2 separate regions of the Mus musculus genome follow, and region 2 is linked to region 1. The links are chromatin loops, found by intact Hi-C in ENCODE. Cell type or tissue: left cerebral cortex. All regions are shown on one strand. Each heading gives the region's core, and the rest is flanking DNA. Links, peaks and the distances in the headings are about the cores only. Region 1 has its middle 17 kb from the start of Gm26206. Region 2 overlaps Xkr4 (X-linked Kx blood group related 4).

The links. A loop is a pair of places that touch in the nucleus more often than their neighbours do. Peaks named below come from ENCODE experiments on the same cell type or tissue, not always from the same donor. Only the 100,000 strongest peaks of a DNase experiment are listed, where the experiment ranks them.
Region 2: it touches region 1 in a loop (4-fold over the local background); 3 of 42 quality-filtered maps call a loop at or near these places.

Annotation. Positions count from the first base shown.
Region 1 is chr1:3,115,434-3,123,042 of GRCm38, forward strand. No RefSeq gene overlaps it. Among named protein-coding and RNA genes, the nearest start is that of Gm26206, 17 kb to the left of the region's middle. In left cerebral cortex, for the core only: no CTCF peak of the experiment used is centred there; DNase peaks (open chromatin) are centred at 4,244, 4,541 and 5,096; H3K27ac peaks cover 1,315 bases.
Region 2 is chr1:3,294,176-3,301,784 of GRCm38, forward strand. The region is part of intron 2 of Xkr4 (X-linked Kx blood group related 4); the gene reads right to left. Among named protein-coding and RNA genes, the nearest start is that of Gm26206, 200 kb to the left of the region's middle. In left cerebral cortex, for the core only: no CTCF peak of the experiment used is centred there; a DNase peak (open chromatin) is centred at 3,462.

The DNA.
Region 1 (7,609 bases), core at 2,969-5,468:
AGGACTGAATATAAAACTAAATGTTGAATGATACATCTTTGTGCTGGCCTTTTTTCTGAAGAAATTACTGTTTAAGTCAACACATTAGGATTTACCAGCTTTCTCAGCAAGCATTTGCGAGTCCCTTTTCGTGTCCAGAGTTGTTTGGCCTTGCAAATCTTTGTCTGTAAATGACAGATGTGTACTCACTTATATTGGACATCAATTTTCTTTGTTCTCATTGCTTCCTTAGAAGATTGCATAGACATGACAGTAGTGGCTCCTGTTTATAACCCCAGAACTTGGGAAGCTGAGGTATAAGGATGGTTGTGAGGTAGAAGTCAATGAAGGCTGAATATTGAGTAATAGTTAATCCTGGGTTATCTGGAAATTCTGGGCTACAGAGTGACATGCTGTCTCAATAAAGATACATAAACAACTAAATAGCAAATAAACCAAACCAACAATGTCAGAAACAAACAGCAGTCATAAGGAAATGAAAATGAAAATTATTACTTTGAGAGATCCCATCTCACCCCAGGGAGCATGGCAAAAGAAACAAAAGATAATAAATGATGGAACAATGGTGGGAAAGAATAACCTTTATTTACTGTTCATACACATATAAAATGGAGCACTAGAAAAAACTACATGGGGTGTCAAAAAAAAAAAACCCAACATACAACTTGCACGTGATACATATATACTACTCCTGTGCATATACCCAAAGAATACTACAGAGATATTTATTGTATACCTTTGTCCATTGTTGCTGGATTTAAAGTAGCAAGGAATGGAATCATATCAACTGATGGATAAATAATTAAATGTGGCACATATATGTGTGTATGCGTGCATAATAGAATTCTATTCAGCTGTACAAAAAATGAAATTATAAAAATGTCTGGAGAATAGATAGAACTGGAAAATATTAAAGGAGGTAACCCAGGGTCAGAATAATAAATAATAAATGCCTTGTGTTATTTTGTATATGTGCAGCTTGGCTGCTAACTTTTATATGTGCACACCTATGAGGCACTGAATATATATATATATATATATATATATATATATATATATATATATATATATATATATATAGTCTTGGAAACTAGAAAGGGACCATTTGAGTGGATATGGAACTAGTGGTTGGTACAGTGATCATCAGAGAATAGGTGGTATGTGAATGTGAATCATTTATTTATATCTCTAATGGTCTAGGGATTACAAAAAGGCTAATCACACATTTAGCATCTGATTTGCAGTGATTTTATTGTGATGAACTTATTAATAAGCAAAATTTCATATCCAGATATAGCCAGAAATGAGCAAATACTTTTCACTTACAAAGAACTTCTACAGTAGATGTGGGTGTTGTCTTCACAGTATACTCTGTGGCTCAAATTTTCCCATGTAGCTCGCCTGTGACCTACTCTTCACAGAGCCAGTCTTCTACGGCTTATTCTCCAATTGTCAGTCCTTTGTATCAAGAATACCTTTTAACACTGACATTAACTTTCCTCAAGTCGCAAAGGTCAAAAGTCCAAAGGGCAGAATGGAAATTAAGCAAAACTTGTCTGTGGGAATAAAACTCATGTAGCCACTGCACAGCTGTGAGCATTCTCCATCACCTATCGTTGCCTGAAGTCCTAAGTGTAACCTTAGGACTGCTGCTTACTCCCCATATTTTGGAGACAGGAAACTTGATACCCCAGAGACTCAGAAGTAGTAAGGTTCTGGGTGTTCTTGAACCCTACTGCAATACTGTTATTTTTTTCTACTCTGGGGTAATGGACTGGAAAATGTAATTTCCTTTATGTCTTTATGTATGTTTCCCCTTATGAACACTTAAAAATTCAGTCAAATCACTTCTCTTACAGGAGGAGGCTTCCAAATTTTAAGTCCCTTGATTTTGGAGTGCTGCTGCACTCTCAAGAGTTCCTCTAATCCTTTTACTAAGGTATATTGTATTACTTTCCTCCTTTTCAAAATAGATAGTCTGATTTCTCTGACACCCAGAGTTTATTTTTATGCAAAGTGAAAGCCAGAGAACAATTTTATACTACCTGCCTTCCAGGCCATCATGCTTGTGTCCCAGTGCTGTAAAACGATACCTTTCCCCTCCACTGGGGTGTGTCAATGTGGGGGATGACGTCCAAGATCTGTCTATTCCTCCATCAGTACTGTTTGCTATCTACCATTTTGTAACATATTTAAGTCCTCAGAAGGACTCTTCTCCTGTCACTGATCTTGGACTTTAGAACATTGTTTCTTGCTATTTTTATACACCTAACTCCACGGTTCTGTTCTAAAACTTGACTTTATAGAAATGGCCTATATGTGTATATGTTGAACAAACAAATAAAACAAAATCCTTTGGGATTTTGGACAAAGGGATTTAGATGCTGCTGTAATTACAATCTTCTGTAAGTGAAAAAGACACTATGAATCTCATTATCTGGTACAGAGCTGGGGAAATTGACCAGGAAGGACAAATGTAAAAGACAGTGCCCACTGAGGTCTATGTTCTCTCAGGTGCATTGAAATGCTCTAGTGAGGTGGTGTTAGGTGGGGACACTGATGTGAGGGATATAAGAGGACATAGACGATTATTATTCATGACTCTGAAAGCATGCCTTCACTAGCCATCTTTTCTGCTAGTATACTGGCCTTGGACTTCACAGGCTCTAAAACTGGGAAGTTGAAACATTTGTTTCAAATACCTCGCCTGGGGTGGAAGTGATTGCTCAGCATTTAAGAGCAGTTACTATTCTTTTAGAGGACCTAGGTTTAGTTCCCAAAACTCATATGACATCTCACAACCATTCATAATTTCAATTCCAGAGGATCCAACACCCTCTTCTGATGTCCATGGGTACCAGACATGTAGATGGGATACATTCATACATGCAGACAAACACTCATACACATAAACTAAAATAATGCAAATAAATTTAAAGATACCCAAACCATGGAATTTTTGCTTCAGCAATCAGAGGGAAGATCAGGGAGATCTACAGCTAGTCCTGTGTGACTTTCCTCATGGAAGTATGAACAAATGTTCATTTACGGCACCAAAGTTATGATTCTACTCAAAGCTAGCTTGGTGAAGTAATGATTTTTTGGAGGTACTTATGAAAGCGTGGTTGAAGGGTCACTTATAGGAAAAGGGGTTTGTAGGGCTTATGTTCTCATGCTAATTATGTTGCCCCAAAACCTGTTTAAGTTGTCTCCCACTTAGGCTAAAGGAAGCCTGTCCCCAGTTGACTCTGATTGGGAAATAAAGTTGCCAGCAGCCAATAGTTGGGCAGAGAGACAGAGGTGGGACATTTAGTAATCCCAGGTAAGAAATGAAGAAGAAAAGAAAGGGTCTGCATCGAGAGGGCCATAGGACGAGCCTGAGGGAGAGACAGCTGAAATGTACATACATGCAGGGGGGAAAGCAGCCCCATCGGGAGTGCTGCTCAGAAAGAACAAGGGCAGTAAGATAAAAATACAGATTTAGTAAGTGTTGACTCAGGACGGCTGGAGGGGAGTGTGTGCTAGCCATGGAGAAGTTTGGAAGTGCCTGATCATTGACCTAGTTAAGACATACTAAAATATAAATGTTGTATGTGAGTGTCTTTCATTCATGAGTCCAGAGCTCTTGGGCATGTGCAGAGCTGCATGAGCACTTGCCAAGAAAATAGAGCTTACCTTTAAATGTTTACCACTACCTGGGTTACTTAAGGAGCAGATGAATTGGAAAGCCCAACCCTGAATGGATGACAAGTCACATTTGCTATATCCCTGAAGGACTCTGGGATCACCTTGCAGACAGCTTTATTTAAGAATTCTCCCCTCTTCAGCCATTGATTGTTGCTTTTATAGACACGAGGGGAGGACATTGACCCACTTCCTTTTCTCAGTCGAATTTCTTTTATCTGCCACAGGATGCATCACAATTTGTAGAGTCTGTAACAGTAGACTTTTTGGTTTTGAAACGAGTGTGGGAGACTTCTATCCTTTCTAATCATTCTCTATGAAATTTTTCACTGAAGATCTACACTGAAGAAGAGGGAAATATATGGACCTGAAGATTCTGTCATTTTCTATTTCACCTAAAACTTACATGGAAAACTAGCAAGGATTAAAGCATTACAATGGAACTTTATAATATCTGCTGCTTTGCCTGCCTTTTTGCATCCCTCCTGCCATCTCTGTACACTCACCCACTTCCTTCTGTTGTCTAGAAACAGGATTTTGCTCAGAAGTCCTGGTTGGGCTGGAGCTCACAGTGTCCCAGCCTAGCCTTGAACTTTCACTGACTCTGCACTTTCTTTGTCTACAGAGTTGGGACTACAGATGGGATTTATCATGCTCAGCTGAGAATATGTTTTGTTTATGCAAAGAGTAAGCACTGTTCATATAGTCATAGGTACTCTTTATGTCTCTTCTTTGCCTTTTCCTTTTTTTCCCCATTGATAAAATATCTTTTCCCATCTGGAGAGAGCTTAATCTTGGCTTTATATCCTTTAGCAGCAGTAACACTTTTGGAAGCGAAGGGAGGAGAATGAGATGTCCCTGGAGAAATTGTTTTCTTAGCCAGTGGCTGCCAGTTTTAGAGAAAACTATGTTTGTCTCCACAGTGACGGAGCAGGAGTGTGCAAGAAAACCCTCTGAGGGTTTGCTTGGATAACAAACATTATGCATCATGGGTCCCAAGTGCATACTTACTTAATGCCAAAAATTTGAAAAATATTTCCAGACAAGTAAGAAGAGGCAGATAGCTTATAAATTAAAATGAATGAATATTAACTGTGGGTGAAATTCAGAGCCTGGGTTTATTTTCCAAGGGCTATATTTGAATAAAAATATCTCTGCTATCTCATGTTTAGTACTAGTGATATGTATCTGTGTTAATTACTTTCCATTTATGTGAAAGACAGTTTGAAATGTGCTAAAATGTGAAACAAATGCATGCAGATTTCCTTCATTTGGGCCAAAATTTTATGTCCTATTTTCCAAAAATATATTTCTTCCAGGAAGAAGCCAAGCTATGTGGCCAGATATGATAAGAGTCTGAATTGCACGCAGCTATTTATAAAGTACTCTGTGTCTGCCATCTGCTCTCCACATTCATCTCTTCTGTGTCCCTCTTTCCTAAGATGCTAGCTGTGACTCGGGAGTGAATGTCACATCTTCCTCCCTGTTTTTATTCTTGTTTCAGCTTAGATCCCTTTCGAGTATCTGAGATCACTTGAGGATTGTCTAATGAAGTTGCAGGCACCCACTTCCTAAGTTTATATTTGCTCTTTAGGTTTTAATTTTTGTTCTTCCATTGGATCAGCAACATATATCTGAAAATATTTTTCTTGCTTCCACTCTGGCCTGAAGGACAACACTCCTGAAGGCTACCAGAGGCCTCTCCAGGAGCTAGGACACCACCAGGACACCTTTTCCATACAACTTACCAGTGCAGGCTTATTGCCTAGTGCTGGGCTTGTCTCTGTTCCCTACAGCAGTTTATTCAACTAAATCTAAATCTAGTGCTAAGGTATTGAATTTTAGAACAACATGATTTTTGTTGTTGTTGTTATTACAAAAAGCAATTGCCTTATTCTATTTGGATGTGTAAAGTAAGATTAATGGCAAATGGTTTTCATAACGGTACATAAAAATAGAATTAGTTAATAGATTTTTACCAATGTTTGTGATGAATTCAGGACATGGAAAAGGGAAGCAAAAGAACTAATAAAAGACTTACAAAAAGACAAAATCAATAACAGTCCTTCTTTTCTAAATATTGGGTTTTATTAGCACCATGATAACTGTATATTAATTTGCACTGACTGTCATAACAAAATACCAGAGAAATGGACTCTTAAACAAATAGAAACCTTTAAGTCTCAGAATTATAAGTGCAGAGGCAAGGAGACCACAAATTTAAAGCTAGCTTAGACTTTATAACAAAAGCCCACTCACAAGACAAGACCAGGATCCTGGAGAGATAGTTCAGGAAGCACAGACTCTTGCTATGGGCTTATAAGTCTCCATGTCTGCATCTCCAGGGAAAAGCTGAGAGTCAGCATGAATCCAGAGATAGAAAAAGTGGCAGGACTTTCTGGCTGCCAGCCCAGAATCAAGTTGAATGAGAGAAACTTCCTCAAAGGAATAAGGCAGAGAATGATGTTCCGGCTTCCATGTGTTCCTGGGCCTGTAGTCTCTCAAACACATCTGTTGTGTCCGGCCAGCAGATCACAACATGGGTTCTAGCCTGGAAAGGCATTTTGGAAACCTGGAAGAGAAGAGGGGCTAGGTGGGGAGATAAAGAAATGTAGCTAAGACAGTCATTCTGATCAAAGCTCAATTTTACTGTTCCTCACGCAATTATAGAGCAGGGGAAGGGGGCCCAATTCCCACCAATTCGTCTTGGGGTCCAATAGCAGGGTGACCACGTGCACGGCTCCGAACAGCAAAGCGGCAGGTTCCAGCTGTGGGCATGGCCGAACGATTGAGCGGGAAGCTCCACCCCTGAGCAAGCAGGTTTCAGGCTGGGGGAGGGGCAACTACACACATCCATACATGTACCATATACATATGTACATGCACACACACGCATGAACAACCACATACAGCCACATAGCCACATGCAGTCACATACAGCCACATAGCCACATACAACCACACAACCACATAGCTACACAGACACAAACACAGGAACAGACAGACAGATACACACATAGATACACACACACACACATTCAGAGAGAGAGAGAGAGAGAGAGAGAGAGAGAGAGCCACATGGCCACATACAACCACACTGCCACACAGTTACACAAACACAAACACAGGGTCAGACAGACAGACAAACACATACACACATATGTTCATACACAGATGAAGAAAAATAAAACTAAATACACAAAAATCCTCAATAATAAATCCAGAAATTTCATTTTTGATGTATTTGTTTTTTTTGATATTATAATTATATCATTTCCCCTTATATATCTTCTCTCCAAATCCTCTTATGTACCCTCTTTTGTTCTATTTGATAACCATGGCCTCCATATATATAAAATTAACTACACAAATATAACCTCCTTAGTCTGTACAATGTTACTTGCATTCCCATGTTTTCAGGGCTAAACATTTGGTATTGGGCAACTATTTGATGTTCTCTTTCTTGAGAAAGACTACTTATACTCTAAGTATTCCTTTGTTGCCTGTATTTCTTTGTCATAGGTTGAGGCATCCTTAGTTTTCCCCTGTCAGTGTTAGCAATGTCCATTTGCATCATTTCTGTTCAGGGAAATGTTTAGAAAGCCATATTGGTAAGACATTGTGAGTGTAGTTTCTCACAGCTTTAAATCAAACTCCCTGGTCCTCTGGCCCCTACAATTTTTCTGCTCTCTCTTACACAATGAAGTCTGTGCTTTAGGTTGAGGAATTGTTTTATAGATGTATTAATTGGAACTGAGCTTTACAATATTGCATTTTGATTGGTTGTGACTTTCTGCAGTGGTCTCTATCTGTTGCAAAGAGAACTTTCCTTGGTGTAAGGTAAGGACTACACTTACCTCTTGGTGTAAGACAAATATTTAGGATATAGTTAGGGAGTATGATGGTTCCATGGAGTGGTGGAGTT
Region 2 (7,609 bases), core at 1,956-4,455, 180 kb after region 1:
AAATATACCCTGGAAATTGGGACTCAAATTTATCACATCTCCTCATGTTTCTTCTTTTCTGCTCAATAGTATACTTAGGAGTGGTCTAGATACATTTTTCCCTCATCACATCAGTCCTGTGGCCTAAAGCTTATCTATGTCTCTATGATTTGTTAGGTCTTTCACTTAAGTCCACAGTCTAGTCACTACAGCATCACCTAGCAAGTACATTACAGCTCAGGTGAACAGGCCTATTCCCAGAGTGCCCCACATGAGTGTTGGGGATGGAGTTGAGGTCATGTATTTCTAACAAATGACAAGGTAACACAGAAGCTCTAGGCCCAGAGGTGTTAAAGATGATGGCCCTGTTCCTTCTACAGTGTACTGTTCTGCAGCCACTAGATGTGTGTGCCTACTGAGCCCTTTAAATATGGCAATGGCAGTGGAGAACTTGGATCCTGTGGTTAAACAGTGATTTGGCTTTCGCTGTGGCTAGTGGATAAGTATTCGACTGTATCTCTCTCTCTCTCTCTCTCTCTCTCTCTCTCTCTCTCTCTCTCTCCCCTCACTCCTTTCTCTCTCTATGTCTCTGTCTCTTTTTCTTTCTCTCTCTCTTATTGGCAGGCTGTTTAGGACAAGAATATATCCAGATGTTATCTCCATTTAAAATTTTCTGATTCTTCCAGGCTAACGGTGGATTATAGACTGAGCCAGGTAAGTTTTGGGGTGAGTGTACCCTGAGATCAAGTACTTATTGCTTTCACTTTCCTTCTCAGTCTCCTTGTCTGACACTGTAAAGCATTTTTTTCATAGTGATGACAGAAAGTGATTGACAGAATGCATTAATTATAGTTATAATTACAATGATTAACTGTAACAATAATTATTAATTTAAATATCTGTGTAAGGTTTTACAAACCGCTTCTTAAGTCTGTGACAATCTTGTTTTATAACTAAAAGTTTTACATTTTGCTTTATACATTAACTTTTCAATTCTCTGAATTGTTTGTATTTCCCTAAAATACTTCAATATCATTCATGCTTTTAGATTATATTATATAGTATTGGTCAATTTTGGATTATTTTTAAATATCTGATTTTTTGTTACATAAAGTAGAGAAAATCTACCATTTCCATCATATCCACTGTTACCTTTATTGTCCACAATGATGTTTTGCTAGGATGCATTCATGTAAAAGCATATGCTCTTTCAGTTTGTTTGTCAGGACCCAATACTTTGCACATTGTAGGCATTAACACTTGCCGAATGTACAGAAGGTAGATCTTATTGTTACCTGATCAAAAGAAAATGATTCATGTCTCTGTTTCAAGATTGTTCTAACTAGCTATATTACCTCATGTCAGCCAACTGGCTTTTCCACACTCACAGAGAGAGAATAGGGTAGAGGGCCTCAAGAGTTCATTCACCTTTCATATATTTTGCATAGATGTTTTAAGACTATAGCATCATTATATTATTTACTCCTTCTCTTTGCTCTCTACAAATACTCCCATGTATCTCATTTGTTCAATTTGTGATCTCTTTTTCTTTAATGGTTTATATACATGTTAAAAATAAATATATATTTAAATATATATTCTTAAATATATAAATATAGCCTGCTGCCAGTATTCCTTAGTGGCCTGTGGTTCTTGGTGTAGGGATGGGATTTTCCCCTATTGACCTTAGCATGTATCTTCTTGTTCTTGTTTTGGTCATGCTCAGGTAGCCATGTTGGTGAGACCTCATGTTAGACAATTTTAGGAGGCACAATCTTACAGCAAACTTCCTGTTCCTCTGTCTCTTACAATGTCTTGTAATGGTCCCCAAGCTTTAGGTGCAGGAATTGTATGGTGGATGCATTGTGGACTAGGTTCCAGATCTTCACATTTCAAATAGTTGTTGTTTTCTGTAATGGTCTCTATCAGTTACAAAGAGAAGCTTCCTTGGAGAGGTGTCCAGAGATTTTTTTTTTCAAGTTATTCCCTCCATTTCCTCTGGTTCTGTGTTTATGACCAATTGCAAATTGTAGAAAATTTGCATGTGTACTGAACACATAGACTTTTTAGTGTCATGAATAGGGATTCATTAAGCATTAAGCATAACATTTTTTATAAAGTTCTATAGCATTTTTATTGAACTAAACATTGAAAGTATATCAAATGAGTTAGTTATGGGATGATGTGCCTAGGTTATATGCAAGCATGATATCATTATAAGTAGGGTATTTAGCAGCTGTAGATTTTTTTTAATCTGCAGGGGATTCTGGACCCAATTTAATGAATATCAAGGGATGGGTTATATTTTTTACCCCAATATTTAATTATGTAGATTTTTTTAAAACTAAGAGGTTTTAAATTACTACTTTGTCTTAAAATATTCTCAAATATTTACAGAAATGTGAAATGCTGAAAGTGAGAATTTAAAACAAAGCTAGAAGTCAAATAGTTGGCAAAACATAGAGTGTACTCTGGCAGCAGCAGGTATTTGGAAAGGTAGAATTTAGGGACCCTCCCAAGAGGGGAAAACAACAGAGTTTAGAAAGCAGGACTATTCCTACTGTAGCTAGAAGAGCTCCATTGTCAGGAGCTGCAGTTTGTTCTTATCCAGCAGGAAATAGAGAGCCATAGGAGTACTAATGTGGTTATAATGTTTTGGATTAATCCTATCAGAAGAGGTAGAATGATACAGACATTTCAACACTATCCACAGGACACTGGAAGTCTGAATTAATAGGGTGAGAAAAAATGTAAGGAAGATAAGGAGACAGAAGTTATTGTAGTGGACAAAAATAGGGTGAGAAAGAGGTGAAGAATTATTCATGCCCAAACACCAACAAGGATTAAGGCATAAGTGCAAGTAATGTAATGAACAAGAGGCACCAGAGAGAAAAGATTTGTGGAATCTTCAATGAAGTTAAATGAGGAAAAATGGCAGGAAACCAAGAGGGTTAGAATAGGAAGTGAATGGTGTGATCTTCCTGTTTATTGGTGCCACAGATAGGATCTTAAACCCTTTAGTTATGACTCAATCATGTGCCTATGAAGGAGGAATCTAAGACAGACATTCATAGATAATTCATAAAGTCTTTAATATTGCTCTTGGGGAAACACTTCATTGTTATTTTGAGCATCCACAAGAAGTCATCTTGTCTGAAAGACGTGCCTGTTTTGGCCATCCAAAGGCTTTTGTCTGATTGTTTGTCTTTGTAACACATTTTAGATCCCAGATTAAAATGATAGTGAAATGGAAAAAGTCGCAAGAAAAAAACTTTAGAAAATTCTGGCTTTATCCCTCTCTCTGTTTTCAAATACCCAGAGCTGTAATTTGATAACCCAAAGCCAAGAATTAGAGAGACAAAATTGGAGGTGACATCTGGGTCTGGAATGTTAACTGAATGATGCGATGTATTTCCCTTCTGAGGGGAATTATGTATTCTCTTTGGCTGTATACCTCAGGCTAAGATTGGACTTATGTAACAGTTAGATGACTGGAGGACACTGTATCTCAAATATCTATGCATGTTACTTTCCACTCCATCATCCCTGATGGTTTTCTGAGATAGAAACGGGAAACCTCATTGACTTTTTAGAAACAAAAAGCATGGAAAAAATGACAAGCATAAGAAGTTTTATGTGAGCATATGGTTTCATTTATTTTGGGAAGATGCCTGGGAAAGGAATTGCTGGTCATGTGTTAAGTATATACTTAATTTTAATGAAATGACCATACTGCTTCCCAAGTGATCCTACTACAATATATTGACATCAACAAGGGATAAAAGTTCTGGATTATTACATTCATATCATCAAATGGTACTGCCAATATTTTTATATTGAAGTGATTTTGGTGGGTATGTGGCTTTAATTTGTATTTTACCACTTACTTAGATGTTGAGTATTGTTTCTTAACTGAGTATATAGACACTACATTTCACTTTCTAGGGAAGAGTACAGTCATTTGCTCATTTTTACTGAGTTGTGTTCAATGTTACTGAGCTGGAAGAGTTATTTAGCTCCTAATACAAGTCTTATTTTACAATACAGTTTCAAAGTACTTTATTGCAGCCTACAGCTTCAAATTTCATTTTCGTAAAGCCATCTTCTGAAAATGAGAAATTTATCATTTTTATGAAATTTAATTTCCAGTTATATTTTGTGGATCAGGCTTCTTGTGTCACATTCAATAAGAATTTGCCTAAATACTAAAGTTTTACCCCCTGCTTTGTAAAGTTTTCTAGTTTTGGATCTTATATTCAGGTTTTTGTTCTATTTAGAAATTATTGTCATGTCTGACATGAGCCAAAGGTCTAGGGTTGTTACTCTTTCTAAGGAATATTCCATATTCCTAGCAATTGTTGGAATGGTTCTCCTTTCCCCTGATTAGCCTTGTCCTTTGTCAAAAATACATTAATTGTGTGAGAGTTTATTTCTGGACTCTGAAGCTCTGCTGCCTCACCTGTGCTTGTTATGGTATAATTTTATTCTTCTGGTTTCTGTAGCTTTATAGTTAAGTTTTGAACTATGTACATTCACCAAATTTCTGTCTATTATTCAATTTTTGGCTCTTCTAAACTTTATGCTTTTCCATATAAACTTTTAGGATCAGTTGATCAGTGACTGAAAAGCAAAGCAAAACAAAACAAAACAAAACAACACGTTGGACAAATGTCATAGGATTGAATAAAATATACAAATAAATAGTCACATGAACAACACTGTTTTACAGTTTGTGAACATGGTAAATCCTGGGGTGTGTGTGTCTGTGTGTGTGTGTGTGTGTGTGTGTGTGTGTGTGTGTGTGTGTGTGAGTGTGTGTGTGTGTGTACTGGAGATGGGTTGTGGATCCTGGGCTGGGTATTATTTACTCACAAACATGCTCTCTCCCATACCTCTTTCTACTTTCTTCCTGAAACTTCCATTTCACTTATCTTGGTATGTTTCATATCTTCTCACATGTTTTTGAGGTTATTTTTGTTTAATGAATCTGTGTGTGTGTATGTGTGTATGTATTTTCAGCAGATATAATCTCTATTGATGTGTCGCTCTGCTCACTGCATTTGATATCATATCAAATGTGTTATCAAATATAAGCAAAGTCATCATATTGTTTACTGTACCTTTTAACTCTTCAATTATTATCTGACTCCTTTATATTTGTGTTTGGTTCAATTTTATTATCAAAACTCCCTATTGGTTAAGTCACAGTAATGGTATTTTTCTTCAGTTCTTTGTTAAATATATCATCTGGGTCTACTCCAAGTCATTGCTATGGCTATAGCTCCTTTTTTCTCTGGGTATTTGTTACCTGTTCCTGATTCCTTGGATGTTTAAGCAATTCTCCTTGAGAAAAGAAACCTTGGAAAATATATTGTGGCAATTCTGAATTCTGGTTTATTTTTCTGATTATGCTGTTGTTATATAAGTAACTTTCATACATTTAAACTATTCCATATTTCTAATTTTGGCGGTGGGGAGGAAAGGATTTATTTGACTTACAGGTTATAGCCCACCAGCTGGGAATCTAGACAGGATCTGAGGGTGGAAACCTAGGAATCAAAGCTGAAACCAAGGAGAAATGATACTTATTCGTCTGCTCTCTATGATTTGCTCAGTTTGTTCTTTTCATGATCCAGGGCCATCTGTGCAGAAAACGCAGCACCTACAATAGGCTGAGCTATCCCACATCATAGTGTATATAAAAAAACAATGGCATCTCTGGTGTTCAGTTCTACTGCAGAACAATTCATAATAGTTGAATATGGGGTCAGGATATGGATAGGTAAAAATTCAAAACACTATGAAATATTCTGGGAATAATGGATGAGAGCCTATGCAGAATCCTATTTGAAGAAAGCATGAGTACATGGAAATTATCTGAGTCCCTTCAGTCACTTACCATTGTACTTGCAGTTTTTGTTTCACATAGTTTTCAATAACCGTACTTATATATGTTAGTGGGATTCAGAATGATACTTGAAGAACATATTTGAAAACACTGTGTTCCTATACCCCATATGCCTCCCAATTTCAAGCCATCATTTTAAATTTTAACGTGATTTTAATAGCCTTCTCTGTGGTAGTTCTGTAGCATTCACAAATCATATCCAATCTCCCTTTACTTACATACGCATACAATTATTACTACTCTCTAATAATTACTGTGCTGCATTTATGTCAATTTTTTCTTTTAACTTTCATATGTAGTAGTTACTTGTCTATTTGTATATGACTTATTTCACTTAATATTCCATCCCTACATCTCTCCATGTTACTGTAAATGATAGGATTTCATTCTTATTTAGCACTGAAATAATAACCGCCTATATTACAACACATTGCTCCTTCTTTCTTTCTTTCTTTCTTTCTTTCTTTCTTTCTTTCTCTCTCTCTCTCTCTCTCTCTCTCTCTCTCTCTCTCTCTCTCTCTCTCTCTCTCTCTTTCTTTTTTTTTTTGACAGGGTTTCTCTGTATAGCCCTGGCTGTCCTGGAACCCACTTTGTAGACCAGGCTGGCCTCGAACTCAGAAATCCGCCTGCCTCTGCTTCCCGAGTACAAGGAGGCACCACACCCTGCTGCTCCATATTTCTTAGCTTTTTTTTTTTAACAGCTACTGGGTGGTCTGCATAGCTTAGTGATACACTTGGGGAGATTTTCTCAAACACTTCCATCTAGTAATGCTTCTTTCCACAGTTGAGTGGAATTGTAGGGGTGAAAAAAGACATTTCTGAGTTCTAGCACTCTCAGGTCTGGCTTTGACATTAGCTTCCTGACAGGCTGGCAGGTATATCTCCTGAAGGTCAGGACTGTGCAAAACTGTCAGGCAGCTATTTCAGGAGTGCCTCTCTTCTAGTACAGCCCTGGATGATTTTTGAATGGGAATAATCCCTATTAATCCCTATAGGCTCATATATTTAAACACCTAGTCATTGTTGGTGGCACTGTCTGTAAGGATCACGAACCCATTAGAAGGTAACAACATGCTAAAAAAAAGTATGTCACTGAAGAGAATGTGAGGGCTTGTGTTCTCTCTGCTTCCTCTGTGTGTATGAAAGTGTGATGCTCCAGCTTTCTGTTCCTGCCTTTGTGAAGTATCTTTTATGCCATGAATGGGCACTATCATCTGGATAGTATTCCCAAGTAAACCCTTTCTCCTGTAAGTTTCCTTTGGTCAAGGTATTTTATCACAGCAACAGGAAAGTGATTAATGCACTCTGTTTAATACATGTTGGTTGCACTGCTTGTCAACTGCACCTGCCGCCAAACCTCTAGGAAAGATGCAAGTCTTCCTTTGCTTTCTAATGGATTTGCTAGTACCAGTCACAAGCAACAGCATTTTTTGTTCATTTCCCAATTGAGATGCTAGTGCTACTGACTCCATGCCCAGTTTCAGGTGGGAAAACAACTAAGTCAGTCCTGAGTTGGGAGGACAGATGAGAAGGGCTCTGTGTAGAAAACCACAGACTTTCACTGGCCACATCTGAAGCTTTACAAAGTTTTCTTTCATGAAGGTATATCAACTTGTCAGTTTGTACTTAAAAAAAAAAAAAAGGACATGCAATTTGACTATCCTTTGACATTAGCTGGGGTGTAAGCTATATTGCTCATATAATTAAAAATATCGTCGAGCA